Regions from separate parts of the Homo sapiens genome. Here region 2 is linked to region 1. Evidence: read pairs that join two places in POLR2A ChIA-PET (ENCODE). Cell type or tissue: PC-9. All regions are shown on one strand.

Region 1 (8,000 bases):
ATTACATGTGTGGCTTGCATTATATTTCTGTTGGACAGTGCTAGTGTAGAGCACAAAGAATGCTTCTGGATTTTTGGCCAAAAGTCTGGATGTACATTTTTCTCTTTACCAAAGGTGTTAGCACCATTATAAGCCTGCCCTCAGCAATGTTCTAAATCAGTGCCTACAACTAAAAGGTTTGCTTCTTTTTTCAATTCTTTAGGCAACAGGTTTTGAGTTAAAACCTGTACTTTTTACCATAGGCATGAAACTAATGAAACACCAATTTTGATTTTCTTGTTTTCTTCTGCCAGTTCAACATACAAAGAATAAGTGTTAGTTGTTCAACATGCCTTTTGTTCTTGTTACAAACTAGTTGAACTATCACTTTCTAAAATTATATGTATGATTTTCAACCTAAATGCCCATCAATGACAGATTAAACAAAGAAAATGTGGTACATATACACCATGGAATACTATACAGCCATAAAAAGAATGAGATCATGTCTTTTTCAGGGACATGGATGGAGCTGGAGGCCATTATTCTAGTGAACTAACGCAGGAACTGTAGCGTCCAGCTCTATGGGGCTCAGCAGGTGTTCTCCCCGTGTGCAGAGACGAGAGATTGTAATAAATAAAGACATAAGACAAAGAGATAAAGAGAAAACAGCTGGGCCCCGGGGACCACTACCACCAAGATGTGGAGACCGGTAGTGGCCCCGAACGGCTGGGCGCGCTGATATTTATTGTATATAAGACAAAGGGGGCAGCGTAAGGAGGACTAATCTTATAAGTGATTGAGAAGGTGAAGCAAGTCACATGATCATAGGACAGGGGTGCTTTCCCTTTTATGTAGCTGAAGGAGAGAGAGAAGGCAGCATACGTCAGCATTTTCTTCTATGCACTTATAAGAAAGATCAAAGACTTTAAGACTTTCACTATTTCTTCGACCGCCATCTACTACGAACTTCAAAGAGGAACCGGGAGTACAGGAGGAACATGAAAGTGGACCAGGAGCGTGCGCATTGAAGCACAGCACCACAGGGAGGGGTTTAGGCCTCCGGATGACTGCGGGCAGGCCTGGATAATATTCAGCCTTCCACAAGAAGCGGGTGGAGCAGAATGTTCCCTGACTCCTCCAAGGAAACGAGACTCCCTTTCGCGGTCGCCTAAGTAATGGGTGTCTTCCCAGACACTGGCATTACCACTTGACCAAGGAGCCTTCAAGCGGCCCTTATGCGGGTGTGACAGAGGGCTAACCTCTTGCCTTCTAGGTCACTTCTCACGATGTCCCTTCAGCACCTGACCCTACACCCGCCGGTTATTCCTAGGTTATATTAGTAATACAACAAAGAGTAATATTAAGAACTAATGATTAATAATGCTTATAATAATGATTGATAATTATCCATGATCATCTCTATATCTAATTTGTATTATGACTATTTTTATTCTAACTATTTTCTTTATTATACTGAAACAGTTTGTGCCTTCAGTCTTTTGCCTCGGCACCTAGGTAATCTTTCGCCCACAAGGAACAGAAAAGCAAAACTACATGTTCTCACTTATAAATGGGAGCTGAGCGATGAGAACACATGAACACAAATAGGGGAACAACAGAAACTGAGGCCTTTTTGAGGGTGGAGAGTGGGAGGAGGAAGGGGAGCAGAACTATTGGGTACTAGGCTTAGCACCTGGGTGACTAAATAATCCACACAACAAGCCCTTATGACACAAGTTTACCTATATAACGAACCTGCACATGTACCGGCAAACCTAAAATAAAAGTTAAACAAAAATAAATAAAATTATATGTTTTTTTCTCCTACTTTATTGTCCATTAAATTAATAGTTTCATTTTGACTTCTTCATCCACATGGTAATCTTTTATTATTTCTTAACTATCTTCCATGTTTGGCTGTTCTAGTTTTAGCTTTTGAAACCATTTTTACTAAATCTAGAAATTTCCCATTATTTCTGTAAATATTGTGCTGTTAATACCATGAAAAGTGCCATTGTGTTTGGCTAAGTATTGAACATTTATTATTATTTTAGGAATATTATATCAATGTTTTTTATATTGGCTTTTAGTTGTTATTGTGGAATACTGTCAATTGCTGTTTATTCAGCTTTTTTTTTTTTTTTTTTTTGCAGTTCCAGTGATTCATGTGATCCTTTTATGCACAAGTGATAGTCATTTTCCTTTAATAGAGAACCTAAATGTGTCCTTTCACAAGTCTCTTCACTGGCCAAAGCTAATCATGAAGATAGTTGTGAAACATGAGAGTAGCTGCAGAACTTTGGCTTTGTGCTTAGCATATAAAAATGTCTAGTTTCTCCATCTGAAGGAATTTTGATGGAAAATGAAATATTAAACTTTCTGCCAAGCTGGGTGCGATGGTTCACACCTGTAATCCCAGCACTTTGGGAGGCCGAGGCAGGTGGATCACTTGAGGTCTGGAGTTCAAGACCAGCTTGGCCAACACGGTGAAACCTCGTCTCTACTAAAAATATAAAAATTGGCCGGGTGCAGTGGCTCACACCTGTAATCCCAGCATTTTGGGAGGCTGAGGCCGGCAGATCACGAGGTCAGGAGATCGAGACCATCCTGGCTAACATGGTGAAATCCCGTCTCTACTAAAAATACAAAAACAAAATTAGCCGGGCGTGGTGGTGGGTGCCTGTAATCCCAGCTACTCGGGAGGCTGAGGCAGGAGAACGGCGTGAACCCGGGAGGCGGAGCTTGCAGTGAGCCGAGATCATGCCACTGCACTCCAGCCTGGGCGAGAGAGGGAGACTCTGTCTCAAAAAAAAATATATATATATACGTAGATATATGTATATATTATATATACATGTATATATGTATATATTATATGTACATGTATATATGTATATATTATACGTACATATATGTATATATATTACATACATATATACGTATATATGTATATATGTGTATATATATGTATATATGTGTGTGTATATATATATGTGTGTGTGTGTATGTATATATATATATATATATATACACACATATATATATATAAATTAGCCAGGCATGGGGGCACGCACCTGTAATCCCAGCTACTTGGGAGGCTGAGGCAGGAGAATCACTTGAATCCTGGAGGCAGAGGTTGCAGTCAGCCAAGATGGCACCACTGCACTCCAGCCTGGGCCACAGAATGAGACTCCATCTCAAAAAATAAAAAAATAATAAAAGTCGTAATGCAAGAATCTACTGCATTCCTAGTATCAGAGAGGAAGGACATGACAAGTTTACCCTTTCTCATTCCCAAGGATTTCTGCCGACCAAGTTCATCATGCTCTGGAGTAATTCAGTTGCCAACATCGGGAGCAGTCACCTGCAGTCCCTTTTGTTTTGAGAACATTGGACAAGAAATATGGAGAAGAATTTCCCTGGGGACTAAACAGTATGGCCAGGTCGTGTTGTACTGGCAGACCCAAGCCCTCCCAAATGATGGACGAACTTTTGTGCTCTTTAATATTTTTTTTGTAAATGTGTTTGTGATATGCAGGACCCTCTCCAGAGCAGGCTTAGGCAGTGGCCCTTCTCATCTGGCCATAAGGGTAGTACTGCTCCTCTTAAAAGCTTGTGCTACTGTCATGAGCATGAAGGATGCACACACACTGACTCATTACCCTTGTGCAAGGTCACCTCTGACCTTTACTGCAGCCTTTTCCCAGGCACCAACCCCTTAGATAGGGCCAGGAAGCCTGGAACTGGCACTGACTTAAAACAGAGAGGAGCTGTATTCTACCCACATGCCTAAGAATGAAATCTCCAAAGGCCACTGCTTTGTTTTCCAACTTGTATGAAATCTAAATAGTGCTCCAAAATGAAATCCTTGTGCCTCCAGAATTGTAACACATATACTTGTTTTAAAGTCTTTATCATAAAAGCAAAACAAAACAAAACAGAACAAAACAAACAAAACAGAACAAAACAAACAAGGAAGAAACAGCCAGGCATGGTGACTCACACCTGTAATCCCTGCACTTTGGGAGGCCAAGGAGTGGAGGATCACTTGAGGCCAGGAGTTCAAGACCAGCTTGGGCAACATAGGAAGATCCTGTCTCTAAAGAAATAAAAAAAATTTTAAAAATTAGCCAAGTGTAGTGACATGTGCCTGTAGTCATAGCTACTTGGCAGGATCACTTGAGCCTAAGAGTTAAAGGCTGAAGTGAACTATGATCATGCCACTGAACATCAGCCTAGGTGACAGAGCCAGATGCTGTCTTGAAAAAACAAAAAAACAAAACAACTCAACAATAATAATTCTTATCATTTTTTTTAATTTACAAAGCATTTTTTGTACATCCTCTTCTTATCTACCTCATCTGATGGCATTTTGTGAATGAGAAAAGAGGTTCGGAGACATTCAGTGACTTCTCCAAGGACACAAAACAGAGCTGAAACTTGAACCAAGGTCTTTCCAATACAGCATAGCTGTCTCATCATCAGGCCATAGACCTTGAACATCCTCCACCAAATACTTCAGTCCTTTAGTCTCTGTTAATCCGTTGTTTCTGCTCAGCCAGAATGCCTTTCTACCAGTCCCAAATTCATAGCCTTCCACATGCATCAGAGCTTCTGCCTTAATGAGGAGGAGCCACTTTCCATGCTTTTGTTAGACAGAGGGGCCTAATCCCTTCCATCTTTGCCTGCAGACTCCATCACGGTAACTCTGGCTAACATAAAGATGTGCCTGATGAATCATCACCTTCTTTGTAAGATGATGGTGCCAGCCTCTATGGGCAGACCCAAAGTCAGTTCATGATGATGCTTAGACCTGTCTACCACAAAATGAGAAAAACAAGGACAATATAGTGAATTTTGGTAGCACTGAATTGATCAGATTAAGGATTATTCTTTATTCTGTGATTATGTCCTTTTTTTTTTTTTTTGCAGGGGTGGAGGCAGGTGGGTTTAAAATATCCTTTTTTTTTTTTAATAAAATGATGATGCTAGTATTATAGATGGTAGTTTGAAAAGTTTAATGTCTTCACTTGGCAAAGTATCAAAGTGGCAACCTTATGTCTTTCCCCAAAATGTCTTAGAAGGTTTTATTAGTCTTGGAATTCTAGACATCTGAGAACTACTGGCTTGGGGGATGATTTAATATTTTCTGACTCCCTAGAGTGTCACCAGTGGTGTTCTATGCCTCAGTGAGGTAGTAGCTGATATGGGTTTCCTAAATGACATTTAGTGAAAATATTGGCCTCGTGCTTAATATAGGCACATGAGTGTCACCACTTTCTACCAAACGACTTATGAAAATAGTGGCACAGTAAAGTAATCTGATGTATGGAAATACCTCCCAATTTTACAGGCTCTTCACGTATTAAATAAAGGGAGGGCTCTGGAGAAGCTAAAAGTCTCAAAGGTAGTATGTCGTACTGAGCAGGGATCCCCAACCTCCGGGTTGAGCTTGGCCTGTTAGGAACTGGGCCGCACAGCAGGAGGTGAGTGGCCAGCGAGTGGGCATTACCGCCTGAGCTCCACCTCCTGTCAGAGCAGCGGAGGCTTAGATTCTCATAGGAATGAGAACTATTGTGAACTGTGCATGCGAGGGATCTAGGCTGAGTGCTCCTTATGAGAAATTAACTAGTGCTTGATGATCTGAGATGGGACAGTTAGTTTCATTGTCTTCCACAAAACCGGTCCCTGGTGCCAATAAGGTTGGGGACCACTGAGAATGTAGACTATGGAGTCAGATAACCAACGTTCAAGACCCAGTGATGTCTTGCCATGTCACACTTAGGAGACAAATTACTTATCCTAAGTCTCAATTTTCTCATCTTTAAAATGGAAGTAATACTAATGATGCTAACTTTATAAGACTGTTCTGAGGATGACATATGTATAAAGCACTTAATATAGTGTTTGCTGTATAGCTAGCACTTGATAGACATTTGTTATAGATAGGCGTGGAGAAAAAGGCAATGGGGTTAGAGGGAAAGAATTCCGAGGTCCACATATGGGATAAGAAGAGCAACAGGGCTTGTGAAGATTTAAATTTTTTTTATTTTTATTTTTGAGAGGGAGTCCCGCTCTGTTGCCCAGGCTGGAGTGCTGTGGTGCAATCTCAGCTCACCACAACATTCGCCTCCTGGGTTCAAGTGTCCCCTGCCTCAGCCTCCCAAGTAGATGGGATTACAGGCACCCACCACCACGCCCGGCTAATTTTTGTATTTTTAGTAGAGATGGAGTTTCACCATGTTGCCAGGCTGGTTTCAAACTCCTGACCTCAAGTGATCCACCCACCTCGGCCTCCCAAAGTGCTGAGATTACAGCGTGAGCTACCACACCCAACCTAAAAATGTTTTTAATTGTCATCTAACAAGAGAAAAGAGAATGGTTAGGCTGGGTGCGGTGGCTCATGCCTGTAATCCCAGCACTTTGGGAGGCCGAGGCTGGCGGATCATGAGGTCAGGAGATCGAGACCATCCTGGCTAACACGGTGAAACCCCATCTCTACTAAAAATACAAAAATTAGCCGGGCTTGGTGGCGGGTGCACCTGTAGGCCCAGCTACTCGGGAGGCTGAGGCAGGAGAATTGCTTGAACCTGGGAGGCGGAGGTTGCAGTGAGCTGAGATTGCGCCACTGCACTCCAGCCTGGGCGACAGAGCGAGACTCCATCTCAAAAAAAAAAAAAAAAAAAAAAAGAAGAAGAAAAGAGAGTGTTTTAATTTGGGTTTGGGCAGGGCTGTTGTAAAGCAGCAGAAAATCATCAAGATCTAAACGGGAGGTAAGAAAAAATGAAAAGACTAAATGTCTTTATTTATGGGACATTTGACTCTGGAAGAGAAATCCTGGGAAAGGGGGTTTTATTGCATCAGACCCCCGACCAGGGAAGCAAATGTGGTCTGCTTAGGAAACCTCCCTTTTTTTGTGTGTACCAGAAGCTCAGCAACAAATAATTTCCCTCAAAAGCCTGGTTTTTAAATGTGCTAACTAGACACAGTTCTAGAATAACTACAGCCCCCAAATTTAAATTCCAGAAATATGCTATACAGGCTGAAAATAATTAAAATTTAAAACAAAATTATCATAAAAAGCAAATAACATAACGAAATGCAATGCATGAATCTTTAACATATTCTGGATTTAAAAAAAATTTTAGTTAAAAGGCATTTTGGGAAAAATAAGAAAATTTAAATGAGGACTATATTTTAGGAGATATTAAATTAGCGTTGATTTTCTTAGGTGTGATAAATGGTGTTGTTGGTACATAAGAAAATGTACTTATTCCTAGTTGCTGCATGTGAATTATTTTGGGGCAAATTGTCATGAGGTCTGCAATTTCCTTTCAAATAATGCAGGAGAGAGGAATCTCTCTATACAGACAAAGGATAGAGCGAGTAGGGCAAAATGCTAAGAAGTGAATTTAGGTGAAGAATCTACAGGTGTTAATTGTATTACTGCACTACACGTTCAACTTTTTTGTAGATTTGCATATTTTCTACATTAAAAGTTTGGAGAAAAGCTAACTGGATCGCGCCTCCACTTACAAATATAAAAAAGTCTTAGCGAAGGGAAGAAAAGTGAAAGAGACAGGGTTCTGCTTCGGTTTCCCCACGTGCAAAGGTGTGGAGGAGGCTGCAGTTTTAAGCGCTTGCCTGGGCGCTGGCTACCTTCTTCTGGCCTCGGTGCGGTGACTTCCAGCAAGGGAAGCCACCTACGTTGCACTGGCTTCGTGGGCTCCACGATTATCTTAAAATGTTTTCTAAATTATTTGAATTGCGATGAGACTATGTGGTTCTGGGGAAGGTAAACATGGCGATTAAATAGTGAGATTTTTAAAAATAACACCAAAAGAGTCACGCGTGCACGTGGAGGAATGTGAACGTGGCGAGTGGCAGCACCGCCCGCGGGGAGATAGATGCTCCGGGCACCGGTGGAGCTGTGAGGGCCCCGGGCTCCGGGCGCTGCGCGATGCTGCGATGCTCCGGGCGAAGCTCCCGGCGCGCACAGGGTTAACGCCGGGCGAGGG
Region 2 (8,000 bases), 910 kb before region 1:
TGTGATGGAATGATCGTGCATTAACAAATCCAGGGGAAGCAGAAAGGCTTGTCAAAGGTTGGCTGAAAGAAGGCGGGAATTTATTTATTTATTTATTTTGAGACGGAGTCTTGCTCTGTCGCCCACCCAGGCTGTAGTGCAGTGGTGCTATCTCAGCTCACTGCAACCTCTGCCTCCCAAGTTCAAGCGTTTCTCCTGCCTCAGCCTCCTGAGTACCTGGGATTACAGACGCGCGCCACCACGGGCAGCTAACTTTCATATTTTTAGTAGAGACGGGGTTTCACCACGTTGGTCAGGCTGGTCTTCAACTCCTGACCTCATGATCCGCCTACCTCGGCCTCCCAAAGTGCTGGGATTACAGACGTGAGCCACCACGCCTGGCCGGGAATTTAATTTTAAAAGGAGGATTAAAGAGGAGGAAAAGAGAAGGCAGAAGCATTTCAGTTTACTTATTGGACACAAATGTCATCTGGAAGATTTTCTTTTTCTCATTGGTGTATGGTGGAGATGTCACTACATTGAGTCTACCAATTTTTGACACTTGGGGTGAATTTTTAAAGTTGACACTGCATTTTGATTCCATATATTAATAATTTATCAGCTGGATGCAGTGGCTCACACCTGTAATCCCATCATTTTGGAGGCCGAGGTAGGAGGATTGCTTTGAGTTCAAGACTAACCTGGACAACATAGTGAGACCTCATCCTTTCTAAAAATGAAAATAAAAAAATTAGCCAGGTGTGGTGACTCATGCCTGCAGTCCCAGCTACTTGGGAGGCTGAGGCAGGAGGATCACTTGAGCCCAGGAGCTCAAGGCTGCATTGAGCTATGATCATCCAGCCTGGACAACAGAATGAGATCCTGTTACAAAAAAAAGGAAAGAAAAAGAAAAAGAATTTCCCTTTTCTTCAAGGATCATCAAGGATACAAGTTCTCCTAGAACTTTGAGTAAAATGAATCCTTCAAGAAAATGCAATGTTTATCCTATAGTTCCAGTACCTTTTGACCCATTAGAGAAACTACAGACTCCTCCCCTTTCTTCATCCCCCAGCCTGCAGCCAAGGTACTCCTAGTTGAAGAAGCAAGTTAGAGAATGAGGATTTAGAATACCATGGCTTCACATTTGTAGCCATACTTTCTACTTACCATTAAAACAAATAGATCAAGAATAAAAATAAATTCAGGAGTTATGAATAGGAAATTAAAAATAAGCATAAAAGAAATGGGATTACTAAAATTAAGAAATAAAGCCAGGGCCAGGCGCAGTGGCTCACACCTGTAATCCCAGCACTTTGGGAGGCCGAGGCGGGTGCATCACGAGGTCAGGAGTTCAAGACCAGCCTGGTCAAGATGGTGAAACTCCATCTCTACTAAAAACTACAAAAATTAGCCAGGCGCAGTGGCAGGCGCATGTAATCCCAGCTACTTGGGAGGCTGAGTCAGGAGAATCACTTGAACCTAGAAGGCAGAGGTTGCAGTGAGCCAAGATTGCACCACTGCACTCCAGCCTGGGCAACAGAGTGAGACTCTGTCTCAAAAAAAATAAAAGAAAGAAAAAGAAAGAAAGCCAGAAGCCCAAAATTTAAAGGAGAAACTTATGACACATTAATATTAAAGAATAAAACAAATTAATATTGAAAAGGTTAAATAAAAAATTTAAGAAAGAAACTTTATATATATGTGTATATATATATATATATTTTTTTTTTTTTAGAGACAGGGTCTTGCTATGTTGCCCGGGCTGGTCTCGAACTCCTGGGCTCAACCAATCTTCCTGCCTTGCCCCCAAAGTGCTGGGATTACAGGCATGAGTCACCACAACCAGCCAAGAAAAAACTTTGAAGAAAAAAATATTGAGGCTGGCCCCAGTGGCTCATGCCTGTAATCCCAGCACTTTGGGAGGATGAGGTGGGTAGATCACAAGGTAAGGAGTTCGAGACCAGCCTGACCAACATGGTGAAGCCCTGTCTCTACTAAAAATACAAAAATTAGCTGGGCGTGGTGGCAGGTGCTCGTAATCCCAGCTACTCGGTAGGCTGAGGCAGGAGAATCACTTGAACCCAGGAGGCGGAAGTTTCACTGAGCCGAGATCACACCACTGCACTCCAGCCTGGGTGACAGAGTGAGACTCTGTCTCAAAAAAAATAAAAAAAAAAAAAGATTGAACTAAAACCACAAGAATCAAAAGATCACAAGCTAAAGTAACAATAAAATTTTTAAAACTGGATGCCAAGAAAATGTTAGTAACATTAAGATAAATAAAAAGATACTGTGGCTCATACCTATAATCCCAATGCTTTGGGAGGCCGAGGTGGGTGGGAGGATCACTTGAGGCCAGGAGTTTGAGACCAGCCTGGGCAACACAGTGAGACCCTGTCACTATAAAAAAAACTTTTAAGCCAGGCTCCGTGGCTCATGCCTGTAATCCTAGCACTTTGGGAGGTCGAGGCGGGCAGATCATTTGAGGTCAGGAGTTCGAGACTAGCCTGACCAACATGGGGAAACCCCGTCTCTACTGAAAATACAAAAAAAAAAAAATAGCTGGGTGTGGTGGCACATGCTTTTAATCCCAGCTACTCAGAAGGTTGAGGCAGGAGAATCGCTTGAACCCAGGAGGCAGAGGTTGCAATGAGCTGAGATTGTGCCACTGCGCTCCAGCCTGGGTGACAGTGAGTCTCAAAAATAAATAAATAAAACCTTTTAAAATAAGCTAGACATGGCGATGAGTGCCTGTAGTCCTAGCTGCTCAGGGGGCTGAGGTAGGAGGACTCTGTCTCTAAAAAAAATTAAAAATTTAAAAAAGATAAGTAAAAAGAAAGTAGAAGTAGATTTTAAAAAATCTAATCAAAAGATTAAAGGAATGAAACATGAAACAATAAAATAATAAGATAAAAGTGGAAAATAATAACAGTGCAAATAAATTAAAATAGCTAAGAATAAACCAGATTAAAAACCAAAAACTCAGATGTAAAAGAATAAAATTATATCAAAGCTAAAACAGGTAAAAATTAGTGAAACATTAAGAGAAATACAAATCGATTATAAAGTGCACTATAACACACAAATATAAACATGTTAAAGCTAAAGTGTTAAAAATGAATCTCTAGTACAATTAAACACCTATCTACAGAGACAAATTGACAGGTACTGTCCATTCCTAATGTGATCCTCCAGGTTCAATGAAGCTACACCCACCCAGGTCACCTAGGGGAGGGCAGAGCCAAGGAATCAAGCAGAGTGAGGTTCCTGTCCTCCATCTAGTTGGAAACACCATGCATGCCCAGGATGCCAAGCAAGCCCACCTGTTCCATGGGCAGCTGGGAGATGCCACGCTCCCCAGAGACTCCCTAGGCACGCACCACTGTTTCATTGTTGCTGCACACTGCAGAGCTCTTATAGGTGGTGACGTCATAGGACAACTGGCAGCCTATGAGGATTCTACAACTAGTCATCCTTTTCTCCCATACAAAAGGAGGTGTCCGTGAGGTTAGAGCTAGCTGCAAGTAATAGAGACCCAGAATAACAGCGGCTCAAACAAGCTAGAATGATGTTTATTTCTCATGTAACAATCAAAAAAGTAAGCCCAGACTGAGATGCTAGTCCTACTCTATAAAGTCCTCAGGGTCCCGGGCTCCTTCCAACTTTCTGCTCACCATTCCAAGGACCCTACACTTAGTTAGGCCTTGTTCTCATGGCCCATGATGAAGCGCCCGTCAGCTCTCTCCAGGAGCAAGGAAATAAGAAACTGTGAGGAGCAAACACCAGTTACCTCTTAAGAAAGATTTCCAGAAATGCCATCTGGCATTTCAACTTACATCCCTTTGGCTAGACTAAGTAACATTTAGCTGCAAGGGATGTTGGGAAATGTAGTTTTAATTCTGGGGCCATGTGCATAGCTGCAAATTCTGTTATGGTAGAAAGTGAGAACGGATATTGGGTGTCAGCTACTGGTCTCTGTTTTGGGAGGATGCAACATGAGCACTCTTCTCCCTCCCCCTCCTGGGGAATGCATCTTTATTTCAGGGGAGACCCAACTTTAAAAATCTTTTTCACCTTGGTCTAGGGGAGGAAAGAAAGCTCTAGTAAAACTACATAAAGAAATACTGGCATAAATATGAATGTTTGCACACATTTTGAGAGGGGTCATGATTTGATCAAAGACACCAACATCTCACTCTGGTCTAATGTATCAGGAATCTGTGAAAACTAAAGCAATTACAAAGTTGTGAAGACCCAGGTTTGCCTCTTCATATAAAGAAAGTCATTTGCTTTCTGGTTTGGCTTCTGTCTCCTATTGAGTTCCCTGAATATCTTGCCCACTGAATAATGGGGAGAAAGGTTACCCTATCCAGATACCCAATGGGGAAAAAGGTTACATATCCAGAATGGGGAAAATGGGAAAGGTTAACCTTTCTCCCCATCCTCCCCCATTCTCCCCATTTTCCTCTTTGGAATAGGCCTACTGGACCCAAAGAATTTACAGAGGAATTTAGAGAAATGTACAGGTCCCCATTATGTTTCTAGCAGTTTATTACTCACTAACAAGTATCAAAAAAGGAAAGGCCTTTGGACTAAGTGAAGAAAAGATACATTCATGGGACCTCAGTTTACCTCTGTGTAACAAAAGGACTGAATTAGATTTGATGGTTCTCAAACTATAGTCTGTATAAGCATCACACTAAGTAGCTGGTTAACAAAAATTCAGATTCCTAGTAGATAATATATCAATGTAATAATATAATAATGATATAGGCAATGATATAATCAATTATATGATTTCAGATTTCACATTGTAATTATCCTTTAAGAAATTGCTATTTATATAGTTTTGGTAAAATTGCAAAGAAAAAAATTCACAATGATCTGAAAATGCTATTAAAATACCCCTCTTTTGTTTTCAACTACATATCTATATGAGGTCAGACTTCGACCACACAACATAACAGATGCAATGCAGAAGCAGAAAAGAGCCCAGCTGTCCTCTGTTAATGTTAATATTATAAGATATTAAAGAGATTTGCAAAAATGTAAAGTGATACCACTATATGAAATGATAAAATGATAGCCAAATTGTAAAATAATATCCACTTTTTAAAATGTGGCTGCCAGAAGACTTTAAATTACATTATTTGTTGTTTGGGATGATATAATTTTTTTTTCATATGATATGCAATGTGCATTAACATAATGATTTTATTATTGCTTTTAAAAAATAAATAACTATTTTAAAAATTGTAAAAATGTAGATTCTAAGTTCCCTAAACTGCCACCCCCCCACCACCACCAGCACCAAGAATTCTGGTTCCATAGGAATGGGCTTGGGACTGGAAATGTTCATTTTGTATAATTCCTCCAGGTGATTATGATGCAAGCGGTCCTCAGCCTACCCTTCAGACAGGTGCTCTCTAAGGCCCCTCCCACTCCTAAACTGTAAACAGAAAGAAGGAAGAGAAATATATTATTTTAGGATCAATGGAGAGATTTAAAATGGTGTTTTGGTTTCCTCGGTGTAGATTTCAGGGCCAGTCATGTGACCTCACTGCAAACAAGTTTTTTTGTGTCAATGCCTCAAAGTGTCGTGGCTTCCTCACCTGTCCTTAACCCTGCCCTTCTGGCCAGTGCATTTAGCTATGTTTGAACTCGATGTTTCCTTTGGTAAAGCTTGTCCCCATTATAGTAATTTCTCAAAGAATTTATAACCTTCAAGGTAAAGGTCTCTGAAATAGGACTCTAAGGATGCTCCGCACCATTGACACATTAAGAGCACTTCAAGTACATTAATGTCCTAAGTCCCTGGATTTATTGCAACACAGTAAAGGCTCTTTTCAGAAAGCCTACTCTTAGTTCCATTTATTCAGCAGGCTTTTCCAGAAAGAGATTAGAAGTAAAATGATTTGAGATAGAATCAAAGAATTCCATCTTTTTAATTAGTGTGCTAAACACAGGAACACCTAATACAAATATTTGGCTATGTGGTCCAGCGTGGGCTCTAAGGTCACCGGAGAAAATTTACAGGGAACTCCAAAAGCCCTGCACAATAATTGTCTTGGGTTATGACTTTTCGAATTGCCTTCATTGTCGGTAGCACTACATTTGGAAATAAATAAAATTTGCTGAATTAGGGCACTCTTCGTGTTAAAATGTTTAATCTTCACTTTAATGAGTTTTGGTCATTGAAGCCTCTTTGTTTTGTGAAAGGGAGAACCTTTACACAAGGTTAGCTCTTTTTACACAGCCTAATGACTCACTAATTAAAAATCCTTTTTGGATAGATGCCAGGCTTGTCTGGTCAATGTGAGAGGGAAGGAAGCAGAAATCGATTTCAAAATATTTTAGGTTACTATAATTCTACATTGCATAATTTATTATTAAAGATATTCCATACATGACTTTATGAAATGCTGCAGTAGAGAAGAAGGTGCCAGTTCTGTACTCATATCCTGCTTTGCATGGTAACTTATCTCACAGATGAGATTTGACATTTGAGATTTCATTACATGATGTTTTATACCATGGGCTCTGGACCACCTGCCTCTGATGTGCCACATTTGTTCCTTGCCTGAAATGAGAAGAAGCTATACTGTGAGGTGAGAAGGGGTAAAGGAATCATCCACGGCCAGGACAGGCCATGAGAAACAAGGAGCAGGGTAGAGGGAAAAACCTTAGGAGCAGAGTGTGTGGCAGAGGAGTGTATGTTCCATTTTTGGAATATCTTTAAATGGACTTTTACCTTTTCACTAAGTTTTAACTTAGAGTGGTCTTTTTAATTTAGTTTAATTTGGCTGGGTGCAGTGGCTCACACCTGTAATCCCAGAACTTTCGGAGGCTGAGGAGGGTGGATCACCTGAGCTCAGGAGTTTGAGACCAGCCTGACTAATATGGTGAAACCCCATCTCTACTAAATACAAAAAAAAAAAATTAACTGCGCATGGTGGCACATGCCTGTAATCCCAGTTACCTGGGAGGCTGAGGCAGGCAATTCACTTGAACCCGGGAGGCAGAGGTTGCAGTGAGCCGAGATTGTGCCATTGCACTCCAGCCTGAGCAACAAGAGTGAAACTCTGTCTCAAATAATAATAATATAGTTTAATTTAATTTTTCAGATAGGATCTTGCTCTGTCACTTAGGCTGGAGTGCAGTGACACAATCGTAGGTCACTACAGCCTCAAACTCCTGGGTTCAACCAATACTACTGTCTCAGCCTCCCAAATAGCTGGGACTACAGGTGCATGCCACCACATCTGACCAACTTTTTCTTGTTGTTATTTTTTGTAGAGCTAGGGTCTCTCTATGTTGCCCAGACTGGTCTCAAACTCCTGGCCTCAAGCGATCCTATAGGCTTTTTTTTTCATTGGTTATTGGAGTACAGGTGGTATTTGGTTACATAAGTAAGTTATTTAGTGGTGATTTGTGAGATTTTGGTGCACCCACCACCCAAGCAGTATATACTGCACCCTATTTGTAGTCTTTTATCCCTCAACCCTCTTCCACCTTTCCCTCAAAGTCCCCAAAGTCCATCGTATCATCCTTATGCCTTTGCATTCTCACAGCTTAGCTCCCACATATCAGCGAGAACATATGATGTTTAGTTTTCCATTCCTGAGTTACTTCACTTAGAATAATAGTCTTCACTCTCATCCAGGTTGCTGCAAATTCCTTTTTATGGCTGAGTAGTATTCATATATATATATCAGTTTCTTTATCCACTTGCAGATTGACGGGCATTTGGGTTGGTTCCACAATTTTGCTATTGCGAATTGTGCTGTTATAAACATGCGTGTGCAAGTATCTTTTTCGTATAATGACTTCTTTTTCTATGGATAGATACCCAGTAGTGGAATTGCTGGATCAAATGGTAGTTCTACTTTTAGTTATTTAACGAATCTCCACACTGTTTTCTATAGTGGCTGTAATAGTTTACATTCCCACCAGCAGTGTAGAAGTGTTCCCTAATCACTGCGTTCACACCAATATCTACTGTTTTTTATTTTTTGATTATG

Evidence for each region. Peaks named below come from ENCODE experiments on the same cell type or tissue, not always from the same donor. Only the 100,000 strongest peaks of a DNase experiment are listed, where the experiment ranks them.
Region 2: POLR2A ChIA-PET joins it to region 1 with 11 read pairs; 1 of 35 experiments calls an interaction of 5 or more read pairs at or near these places.

The regions. Positions count from the first base shown.
Region 1 is chr10:91,887,467-91,895,466 of GRCh38, reverse strand. No RefSeq gene overlaps it. Among named protein-coding and RNA genes, the nearest start is that of FGFBP3-AS1, 17 kb to the left of the region's middle. In PC-9, no CTCF peak of the experiment used is centred here; a DNase peak (open chromatin) is centred at 3,676; H3K4me3 peaks cover 755 bases; H3K27ac peaks cover 714 bases.
Region 2 is chr10:92,798,058-92,806,057 of GRCh38, reverse strand. No RefSeq gene overlaps it. Among named protein-coding and RNA genes, the nearest start is that of EXOC6, 46 kb to the left of the region's middle. In PC-9, no CTCF peak of the experiment used is centred here; a DNase peak (open chromatin) is centred at 6,257; H3K4me3 peaks cover 582 bases; H3K27ac peaks cover 623 bases.